2 separate regions of the Homo sapiens genome follow, and region 2 is linked to region 1. Evidence: chromatin contacts called from ENCODE Hi-C data. All regions are on one chromosome and are shown on one strand. The core of a region is the stretch at or near the end of the contact, and the rest is flanking DNA. Distances in the headings are between cores, read along the strand shown. Region 1 overlaps IKZF2 (IKAROS family zinc finger 2). Region 2 overlaps PECR (peroxisomal trans-2-enoyl-CoA reductase).

What was found. Hi-C counts contacts between places; a loop is a spot of excess contacts on that map. Pooled maps may share reads with other maps.
Region 2: a map with no recorded cell type shows a loop between it and region 1 (24-fold over the local background). The contact joins two enhancer-like sites. A Hi-C loop is called at or near these places in 4 of 37 single-sample maps with no recorded cell type and 4 of 50 pooled maps.

Annotation. Positions count from the first base shown.
Region 1 is chr2:213,012,625-213,018,191 of GRCh38, reverse strand. It overlaps IKZF2 (IKAROS family zinc finger 2), which reads left to right. Exons shown (of 9, transcript NM_001387220.1): 8 at 4,258-4,401. Among named protein-coding and RNA genes, the nearest start is that of MIR4776-2, 89 kb to the right of the region's middle. Within about 2 kb of position 2,256, at least 2 of the 41 ENCODE cell types and tissues checked have a DNase peak (open chromatin) inside an H3K27ac peak, as active enhancers do.
Region 2 is chr2:216,055,509-216,061,075 of GRCh38, reverse strand. It overlaps PECR (peroxisomal trans-2-enoyl-CoA reductase), which reads left to right. Exons shown (of 8, transcript NM_018441.6): 4 at 2,100-2,181. Among named protein-coding and RNA genes, the nearest start is that of PECR, 24 kb to the left of the region's middle. RefSeq lists enhancers at 2,829-2,888, 2,949-3,128. Within about 2 kb of position 3,280, at least 9 of the 41 ENCODE cell types and tissues checked have a DNase peak (open chromatin) inside an H3K27ac peak, as active enhancers do.

The DNA of each region.
Region 1 (5,567 bases), core at 1,007-3,506:
CTTTTTCAAGTCTGCTTAGCTTGAAGGAAAAGCTTTAAAATCAAACTATGTTATTACCTGTTTTACCTAAACCTAAAGACAAAAATGAAAGTGCAAAGCAGAAGGATAGCCAGCTTAAAATCTATATATATTGTTAGGTTTATGCTTTGAATTGTTTAGGAAAGGGAGGTTCTTTTTCACAGTATAGAGGCATTATTGGGCACCCCCAAACTTTGGAATAAGCTTTTTTGACTTATTTCTATTGGGTGACATCATTCAGTGAACATCCATTGAATATTATATCTCTCTTGTATCATAAAAGGTATTAGAGACACAAATACAACAGAATGCAACCCCTGAGGTTATTTACCAGCTATTGGAAGATAGACCAGTAAAACAACAATTATAGTACTATGTGATAAGCATTATGGAGACAGAGAGGACATACCTAAATCAGCAGAACATCCAAGAGGAATTTCCCGGGATTGAGCTTAGTTTTAAAAAGCAAAAATGTGAACTAATAAATGGAGAAGGGTGTTTCCTGCAGAAAGAACAACATATGTGAACAACTACCAATGTAGCATCTAAAACACTTGGGGTACCTCCATGTGTGTTTGTAAAGAGATGTGGTAGGGAGGAGGAGAGGCAGAAGACTGGATGAAAGGAAGAAATCTAGGATTTTCCACAGGTGACCAGCATGGCTGATGGAGTAAATAGTAGTGTCATTCAGTGATATGGTAATTAGTAGTGTCATTCAGTGATATGGTAATTAGGAAAATAGAAGAAAGAAAGGTAAATGGAGATTTTACTTCTTTTACTATATTCTTTTATGTCTCCATGAAATAGGCAAATAAAACTGTCTAGGAAGATGTTAAATATATAGATCTCAAGCTCTTGAGAGGGGTCTGAGTAGGAAACAAAGATGCAGGATCCATCATAATTTATGTAGTGGCCCAACGTAGTAGTTTTTAATAAGGCAATACGGATAAGTACAGAGTGAGACATCAAGAAGGCCAAGAACACACTAGCAGGAAAAAAATTTCATGAAGATGAGTAAGAGCAGAGTAGGAACATGGAAAGAGTGATTTCACAGAAGCCAAAGCAAGTGTCAGCACTGCCAAATGCTGTCAAGAAAATAACTAAGATAACTGTAAAGTTTTTTTTTTAGATCGGGTAACACGGAGAAAATTTGCAACAATATAGAAGACATCTGTTGTTTTTGCCTGCCTGACATCCCTTCCTCCTTCTCTTGATAACAAGAGTGCCCATTTACCTTTAGAGAACTTTCCTGTTGCATGTAGCTGTGGTGGGACCCTCAGTCCAGGTACTCTGCCCTCTCCTGCTCAGGAGCTAGACATGTGATCTAACCTAGGTCCCTCAGACTTGGAATTTGAATTTGGGTGAACTGTTTGGTTTTTCAAAAGAATACATTGGGAATACACTTATGGTTTTGCCGTTATGGTTATCAACGTGATGAAACAGTGATCTAATGGAATTATGTTTTTATCTTGGTTATAACCTCAAATATAAGGTCAAAGAGGATGTTTGGTTATAAAGTTTGTTCAAACAGGGGAAGTTACCTTATTGGTATATCTTTAGCCCAGATTAATGTCTATGTGATTAATGCATTATTGAGATATCTAGAGAATTTGTTTTATGTTTCTAGCAATGTATACACAGAAATATTTTGATGAGTTGCACCCAGATCCATGAAGCAAAACAAAATCAGATTGGTTACATAATTAAGGAAAAATGTATCAGGTCTTTACCCAATGGCAGACCTTACAAATATGTCTGACTGGTTTACAAAAAGTCAATGCTCAAAATACCTCTACAAAGAGTAGTATAGCGTAATGGTTGAGCCAGGCTCTGGAGCCAGACTCCTAGTAGTAATAACATTCTCTACTAACTAGATGTAAACCCTGAGGAAATTACTTAACATCTCTGGGTCTTTCTGTTCTCATCTGTACAGTGAAGATGGTATTACACCTATTTCATGGAGTTTCTGGATGAATTAAATTAATTATTAAATGCAAAGCCTTAAAACAGCACACAGCACATAGTATACGTCAGTTATTATTATTGCCGATGTGGTAGAAACAAGATCAATTTTTGACATGAAAAGGGCTATTGTAAAGTAGAAATTAGATCAGAACTCTGCCAAAATCATCATTTTCAGTTCACATGAGCTTCATTGAACTCGGGACAAATCATCTGAATTGAGGTGGATGTGGTGTGGGACAGTTCCCACACCCAGGTTTCGTTTTGAGTGTTAAATGCGTTCAAATATGAAAATTCAGGGTGAAACTTAGAGCAAAACTGCCAGGTTTTGGACTACTCATTTCAGAACAAATTAGCATATTTAATTTTGGGGGCAAACCCGTTAACCAGTTTTGCTAGTTTTTTAGCAAAATTTACAACAACATTTTTTTTTTCTTGCCAAATTCTTTCATTTTGGATCTTGGTCTGACATATTTTCATCTTTGGTCCATACTTGGACTGCTTTTTAGTTTTATTGTTATTTCTAATAATGTAGTAAGTGCTTGTAAATCCATCATCCAAACAAAAAGTTAAGATTTTGACCACAATTTGTATCTCATTACCTGGTTCTCCACCACACCACCACCACTGTGCCATTCTTCTGACTCCCCTTACGTGAATTGGTCATCCTTGAATGTTTTTGAAATTCTTTGCTTTTTTGTTGACTCTTTTACTTTTGTGTCACTTTTTTAGTTGTTACTAAAAGAGAATATAATGTTTTATACATAATATCTTGGGACATACTTTTTCAATGTGATAACATCATTAATGATATAGTGCAGACAATGATCTGTTTCCTTGTTCCTCAGTCTCACCTTGAAACTTTTTTCCAAATTAACATCTAATAATTGCACAATCCCTTGCTATTCATAGCCAGAGGACTTCTTATTAAATGTAGATTACAATTCAATTTTTTTGACCCATCTATAGGTTAATCAAAACTTGGATGGAATGTTGATTTCTTTAAACATGTCCAAATCATGAAAACATTTTTTCACACTATGTTTCATTTTCTTCAAAATTGGTAACCTATTGGTTATTAAATACATCAACTGAATTGTGCACTGAATTTTCCTACCTTTCATCTCTTGCTTTCTCACTTATTTTTGTGTCTGCCAAGAGGATCCCCTTATAAATGAGACTACATTTTTTTGTACACAGTGGGACTATCTTATACAAATGAAAGGATCAGAGTAAATCATTTTTACAGGGCATACTGAACAAGTAAAGTTATTCTAAGAAATGAAAGCTTTAGGTTTCCAAACAGTACTGGCACAAGTGCAACTGGAGAAAGCAACAATAAACAACAAGTAATAAGTTATGTTCTTTCCTGAGAACACTGTTTTTAATCAACTGATTCGCCTTGTCTGAGTTGTTACCCTATCCTTAATTAAACATCCTTGGGCAGTATTTCTACTCAAAAAACAACTGTTTTAAGTTCTTTGTCTGCACTATGAATGTCAGTGTCTAAGGGCTAACAGATTAGTCCATAGCAACTTAGAAAAAAGGGATGAATAGGGAACAGCATTGGAGAGTATATGTCAAATGAATTAGGGCAGTAGTTTAGTGAGCCAATGTGCCAATTTAGAAATGGATTCTTCTTCCTGCTGAAGAGCTCTTTTTAAAATAAATTACAATCATAAAGCTGCCACAGTTTACTGTGCATAGACATGTTCAGAATTGGCTCTTCTTCATGAGGGCTGCTTGGTGCAGGTATTTAAGCTACTGCCAATAAGGCTAACAGCTCATCAAATAGAAAATACGCTGCAGGAAAATACATGGGTTAAGAAAAACAGTTAAATACCGTGCTGTTATTTTGTATGTCTGTTTAAGCTTTTCTCTCAAACAAGTTGACTTACTTAAATTGTTTTTTAAAAATAAACTCTAAAAGCCTTGAAAATAGTGCAGTCTTAAAAGTAGTATTGATTTTAGTCAATGCTAAAAACACTTTCAGGGGAATAAGATGAGAAACCACATGAACAAGTTTGCCACCAATAGTGGCAACAGTGTATGTATGTCATGGATTTAAGAGAGACTCAAATAAAAACAAATCCTCTGGTGTATATGTGTGTGTGCAAATTTAAAGAGTATACTTTCACACTAGAGGGTATTCTTTCTACTTGCTTCTACTGAAGCATACTAGCTTTTATAACACATATCGAGATGGCATATCCAGCTTTGTATCATCCAAAATGTTGAAGAAATTATCAGATTGCATTTTTCTATGGTTTTGTATAGTACCTCCTATGGAAGATTGTAAGGAACAAGAGCCTATTATGGACAACAATATTTCTCTGGTGCCTTTTGAGAGACCTGCTGTCATAGAGAAGCTCACGGGGAATATGGGAAAACGTAAAAGCTCCACTCCACAAAAGTTTGTGGGTAAGCATTACAAATGCTTTTGTTTCTTTGCAAGGTGATGTTAATAGGAAAAGGCAAGTTCCCATGTATTAGAAATATATATGGTGTGTTTCAGTTCATGAAATAAATACCCATCTCTTTTCTTCATTATTCTTTTTTACTCTCTGACATTCTGTGTACACCACACTTACACCAACACACACAAATACATATGAGAGATAAAGACTGATAGTGGTCACCATCTCAAAATATGATGATATATAAAGTGAAATAACATGTAAAATAGAAAATATTAATTTCTTTAAAAAATAGTCATACAGAAGAGAAACGGTCCAGCCTATTGGCCAGTTTTGTAATCTGTTTTAAAATTTTCATTAGTGTCAGGTTTTTAGCTGTTTTTTTTTTAACCTATTAACATTTATGCCTAGTGTCCCATTATTGGAACGCTAAGCATGTGGGAGTTATTTATATCCTACTGCTCAAGGTCATCGCCAAGGTCTGATTGCAAAAATTAAAACAAAATTTCAACCTCAGGCATAAATGGGTTAATTATTTTCGTATTTTATCTGGAATGAAGATAATTTTTCTTTTTTTCAAAATTCTGCATTGGAAAAATAATGCAGCAACCTACATTCAAGATGTTTCATATTTGGATCTTTATTTCATATTTTAATCTTTGTTTTTTCATCCAGCCTATGATTTTGAACTGAAAAGATTAAATATCATATATTTAGACTTTCCCTTTTCATTTCCGAACCCTTAGATATTCTTTGATACGCCCAATGTTGGCATCATTCTGGATGCATGCTGTAAGTCATAGATTGTCTCTGAGGATACAAAAAGCATGGACTTTTTAAAAGAAATATGAATAATAGAGATTCAATAAAAAGAATTGTTAAAGAATTGTTATTCATTGTATATATATCTATTAGGATAAAAATATTCAAACAGATTCTGACATTCTAGTGTCAGCATTGTGGGACATCCTGATTAAATGGTGATTGAGACAAAAATCTTTGCTTTGGTTATTTCAGGGAGGAGAGGATAACACAATTCCATTACTTCAATAAACACTTAAAGAAGGTTTCCTTTCAATCTGAAATTGAAGAACTAACACATCACCAAAATAGCACTCTAAGACTAGCTGGAGGGATTTATTGAGAACTCATTGAAAGAAGGCCTAAGGG
Region 2 (5,567 bases), core at 2,031-4,530, 3.0 Mb before region 1:
AAGCCATCCATCCGCCTCTGCCTCTCAAAGTGCTGGGATATAGGTGTGAGGCACTGCTCCCGGCTCATTCCATTTTTGATTCTTGCCCGATTCAGTTTCAGAATTGGAAGATGCAAAATGATGATTTTAAAAATTTATGCCTTATTTATTTATTAATTGGCATTCTTTTATAAAGATGAGTTTTTCCTTTTTTTCTCACCTCCTAAGCCTTACTATTGATGAATGGAATTTATTTTTATTCAGTATTTCTAACCCATTATTGTCATTTTCTCTCTGATGTTCTAGTTGACCAGCTAATCTGGCTTCTGTGTCTTTTTGAAATGGCTCAGACCTGTTTCTCCAAGAAGACCTAGTTCCCTTTAGTAGGTAATAATAATTATTGTTTGCTTATTTATTTATTTACTTTTTGGAGAGAGAGTCTTGCTCTGTCACCCAGGCTGGAGAGTAGTGGTTCAAGGCTGCATAGCCCACTGCAACCTTGAACTCCTGGGGTCAAGCAATCCTCCCCGCTTCAGCCTACCGAGCAGCTGCTACTATAGGCACATGACACCATGCCAGGCTAATTTTTTAATTTTTCATAGAGACAGAGTTTTTCTCTGTTGCCCAGGCTGGTCTTGAACTCCTGGCCTTAAGTGATCCTCTCACCTTGACCTGCCAAAGTGCTGGGATTACGGGTGTGAGCCACCACTCCTAGCCGGGAATGATTTTTAGAAGGCGAGATTTGGGTACTACATGTGTTCACTACTACTGGGTTATCATTACTTGTAGACATTTTCAGAACTAGGAAATAAATAAATATATGTATATGGTGGTATTTATCCAGAAGCGGAAGGTGTGTGTAGAATAATTTAAATGGTTATTCTCCTTTCTTGTGCTAAAATCAAATGGTTTTATATGTTTTCATATATTTTTCATATATGTTTTCAAGCATATATAAATAATAAAATATTTAACAATGAGGTTAACAAAAAAGTGTAAGACTTGTATGCCACAAACTGCCAGACATTGCTGAGAGAAATCAAAGAAGATTTAAATAATGTAAAAATATTCAGTGTTTATGGGTTAGAAGGTCCAATATTGTTAATGTGTTAGTTCTTCCCAAATTGATCTGTAGATTCAGAGCAATCCCTGTCAATTTTTGTAGAAATTAACAAACTGATCCTAAACTACATATGGAGATGCAGAGGGCCCAGAATAGCCAAAACAATTTTGCAAAAGAAGAAAGTTGGAGGACTTAATGCTTCTTGATTGCAAAGCTATTTCTTGATTTTAAGACAGTGTGGTACTGACATAGGCTAGATATATAGATCAACATGATTATAGTCATTAGGGAAATGCAAATAAAAACTCCAGTGTGATACCACTTCACACCCACTAGATGGCTATTATCAAAAAATCAGACAGCAGTGGCGTGTAGAAACTACATCCCCCATGCATTTCTGAGAACAATGTAAAATGGGGAGGGACACTTTGGAAAACCATTTGGCAGTTTCTTTAAAAGCTAAACAGAGTTAACATATGACCACACAAAGATTTGTATTCATAATTGCTCCAAAGTGGAACTATCCAAATGTTTATCAGCTGATAAGTGGATAAATAAAACATGGCATATCCACATAATGGAATACTACTCGGCAATCAAAAAGGAACTATTAACACATTACAACGTGGATGAACCTCACAAACATGATTCTAAGTGGAAGAAGTTAGACACAAAAGACCACGTATTGTGTGATTCACTTTACATTAGATTTTCGAAAAGGTAAAGGCAAATCTAGAGAAACAGAAAGATGAGTGTTTACCTGGGGATGGGTTAAGCTGCAGATGGGTGTGAAGGAACTTTTTGGGGTGATGGAAAGGTTCTCAAGCTGGATTGTGGTAATGGTTGCATAACTCCGTATATTTATTAAAAGTCATTACATTGCACACTTAAAGTAGATGAATTTTATGATGTATAAATTTTACCTCAGTCAGGCTTTTTATAAGGAAATGTAAATGGACGTGTAAAACATATCAAACAGGCAGTGTGCTGAAACAAGGTATCAGGAGGGCCAGGATACTTTAAAAATTTAATGATTGAGTTTGCCTCTATCCTGCAGTTTACAGCTCCTGGATGAAAGAGCATGGAGGATCTATCGTCAATATCATTGTCCCTACTAAAGCTGGATTTCCATTAGCTGTGTAAGCGTTTTTATATAGTTTTCTTTCTAAGTCTTTGAGTTTTGTCTTCTGATTGGGGGAAGCATGTTAGGGAACATTTCTTAAATCAAGATCATTAATACCTTTAATGAGCTGTGATTCTAACAGTTAACATTTTATTTTATTTGAACTTAAAATTCAAAGTACTTCTAAAACATTTTCATCCAGATGCGGACTGCCAGATTTACCAAGGAAAGGGAAAATAGTATTTGTTTTTTGTCTGATGTTCAGATTAAACTGGATGTCTTGTGTTTTCTTGGGCAACTCTAATCCCGATGTGACTAAACTGGCCATCACTGTCTAGGAATAGCTTATTTGTTAAAGTATAGAAATGAAACTAATCTGTGTTAATTTAGATTTGAATACCATTAATATAGCTACTTGATTTTACACAGGACTGCTAAGTTGTTCCTCCTAACAGATAATCCAGGATTTTTTCTCCAAAAGTTTCTAAGGTTTTGTGCCTCTGATTAGCCACTCTGTACACAGACAGCATGCCTCCTTTATGCAAATTTTAGTACCCTGCTCATTTCCTGGATTATGCAGAACTCCCAAACATGTATAGGATAAAAATAAAATTCAACTTGGCTTAAGTAAAAATCTAGGGCAGTGGTTCTCCAAAAGTGGCTTCCAGACCAGCCACATCCCCATCACTTGGGAGAAGTTGTTAGCACAGCAAATTATCCAGCCCCACACCAGATCTGCTGCAAGAGAAACTCTGGGGGCAGAGCGCAGCCGTCGTGCAAGCCCTGGAGGGGATCCTGGTACCTGCAGAGCCACTGCGGAAAGGGCATGTTAGGTTCAGCCACAATGTTAGCAGGAAGCTGCCTCTCCTTTTGGTTTTGCTTTCTTCATGTCTGCGTACATTCTCAGGCAGGCTGTCTCTAGGTGTGGCAAAAGGCGAGTACTAGCAAGAGTTACAGGTCAACACTCTAGCTGTTCTTAACTCTCCAGTGAGAGAGTGCCTCTCAAGTCATGCCAGCAAAAACAATATTAATGGTGCCAGCAGGTCCCAGAGAGGATACTCATTAACTGACCCTGCCTGGTTATGTGTTCAGTCATTAACCAAAAACTGTAGAAATGAGGTTGCTCTGCTATGCATGGTCAGCCTGAGGAATGAGGAACTGTGGTCATCATCGCTCAGACATGGACTGAGAACAGGCAAGAGGTACTTCCTCAAGTGGAAATCAATGTGATGTTACTAAAAACAGAGTAAAAAATGGTGTGCAGGCCATTGATACCACTCTACCTTCTTTTCCTGCTCATTATTCTTTACTAAATGTATTTACCTATTTTAGCATCTTGGAAGAAATAATTCAGATTGTAGGTTCTTTCTGGCATTTCCCATCCTCACAGGCAACTAGTGTTAATAGTTTTGGGGGCATATCTTTTTCCTACATTTTAACCACAAATTTAGGATGCTATAAACACTATTCTGTATCTTGATGTTCTCAAATGAAGCAAATATCCTGGAGATATTTTCTTAACAGAGTCTAAAGAGATTTCTTCTTATTTTTTTATGGCTAATATGCCACTTTTATAAACCATAAGTAAGGAATGATTTGTGTAACCATTTTCCAGTTGGTGAGCATTTGGGTTGTTTCCAACCTTTTGTTATTACCAAAACCAAACTAAACACCTGCAGTAAGTAACATTTTCTGTACATCAGATAGTGTGTAGCCTAAATTGCAAGAGGTATAATTGCTAAGTCCAAAGCCAAATGCCTTTGTAATTTTAAGAGATATTGCCAAACTGCCCTTTAGAAAAGTTGTAGTTCCTTTATGAGTGAAATGTGTCCTCTTTCATGCATATGTAAGAAGTAATGAGAGTTTCTTTTCTTAAAATACATTTTTGAAATGAAATCACTGGCTTTTCTGATATTCGGTTGGCTAGAAAAAAAACACAGCTTGTCTTTAACATGGAAAAGAAGTGTTTCAGATACTTCTTGCTTTTGTTCTCTTAAGAATCGTTTCCTTTTCCAGTGGCCTTCACACTTTGGACCATGACTCATAGTAAGAAATTTTACATCTTGACCTAGTAAACACATATGTGTATATGTGTCTATAGGCAAAACAAAATTCGTGAAGCAAACATTCTTACTATGTATTGTGCACTCTGATTTTTCTTTCTTTCCTTTTTTTTTTTTTTTTTTTCTGAGATGGAGTTTTGCTCCTGTTGCCCAGGCTGAAGTGCAATGGGGCGATCTTGGCTCACTGCAACCTCTGCCTCCTGGGTTCAAGTGATTCTTATGCCTCAGCCTCCTGAGTAGCTGGGGTTGTAGGCACCCACCACCACGTCCAGTAGTTTTTTGTATTTTTAGTAGAGACGGGGTTTCACCATGTTGGTCAGGCTGGTCTCGAACTCCTGACCTCAGGTGATCCACCTGCCTCAGCCTCCCAAAGTGCTGGGATTACAGGCATGAGCCACCACACCCGGCTGATATTTTCAATTTTATTGTGGTCTACTCTGTTGTATTTTCTTTTTTTACACTTGCTGCTTATTACTTGCTAATTTTATTTCACTATTAGCATTGTGTTGTAATTTACAATTTGAAAGACATGGCTTTAGGTATCCTCTACAATAGAAGAGGAGGATGAATGTCAGAGATTGAGCACTCCTTTTTTTTAAATTTTAGCTCTCTTAAGAGACAAATTGAAACTGTTGGCTGTCGCTTGTTTACTTGACCAGTACAGGTACATGTGCAAGATACATCTGGAAATACTAAAATGAATCAGATACCATCCACACTCTGAGGGAGTCTACAACTAGTAGGGGAGCAAAGCATGAAAATAATCAGCTAGAGAGAGAAGGTGTTGGATATTCCAGTAAAGGTATTTGCAAGTGTGCAAGATAAAAGGAGCACAGAGGAGGGCAGCATCCAGGCGACATGTCTCAAAGGTGAACTCGAGTTTGGTGACATATGAGGAGGAGAAAGGAAGGCAAGTCAATGAGACATTTACTGTGTAAAGACACAGAAATTTGAGACACTGTGGCACTTTTGGGAACTACAAATAATTCTTTGTGATGATGGGTGGTACGGCTAAATGGAAATTAATACCTTGGAATGGAGTGGGAGTCACAAAAGGCCTTAACTACCAGGGAGAGGAGTTTGAAGTGCATCAGGGGTTCCTACACTAGAGCCTGTGGCCCTGGGGCTCTGGGGCTGTGCATCCAGGAGGGCGCTTAAATCTGCAGGGTTATCACAACTAAGGCATTTCTTTGGAGGATCTTTTTACTCTTAATGGTTGAGAAGGAAAACATTTATATTCAAGTATGTATTACAAAGAAAAGCTCAAGAATGATGAGGATTTGGGAGTCATAGTTTGGGGGAGCATTATCTAGTTGTCCTTTTTTGGGAATATTTATGT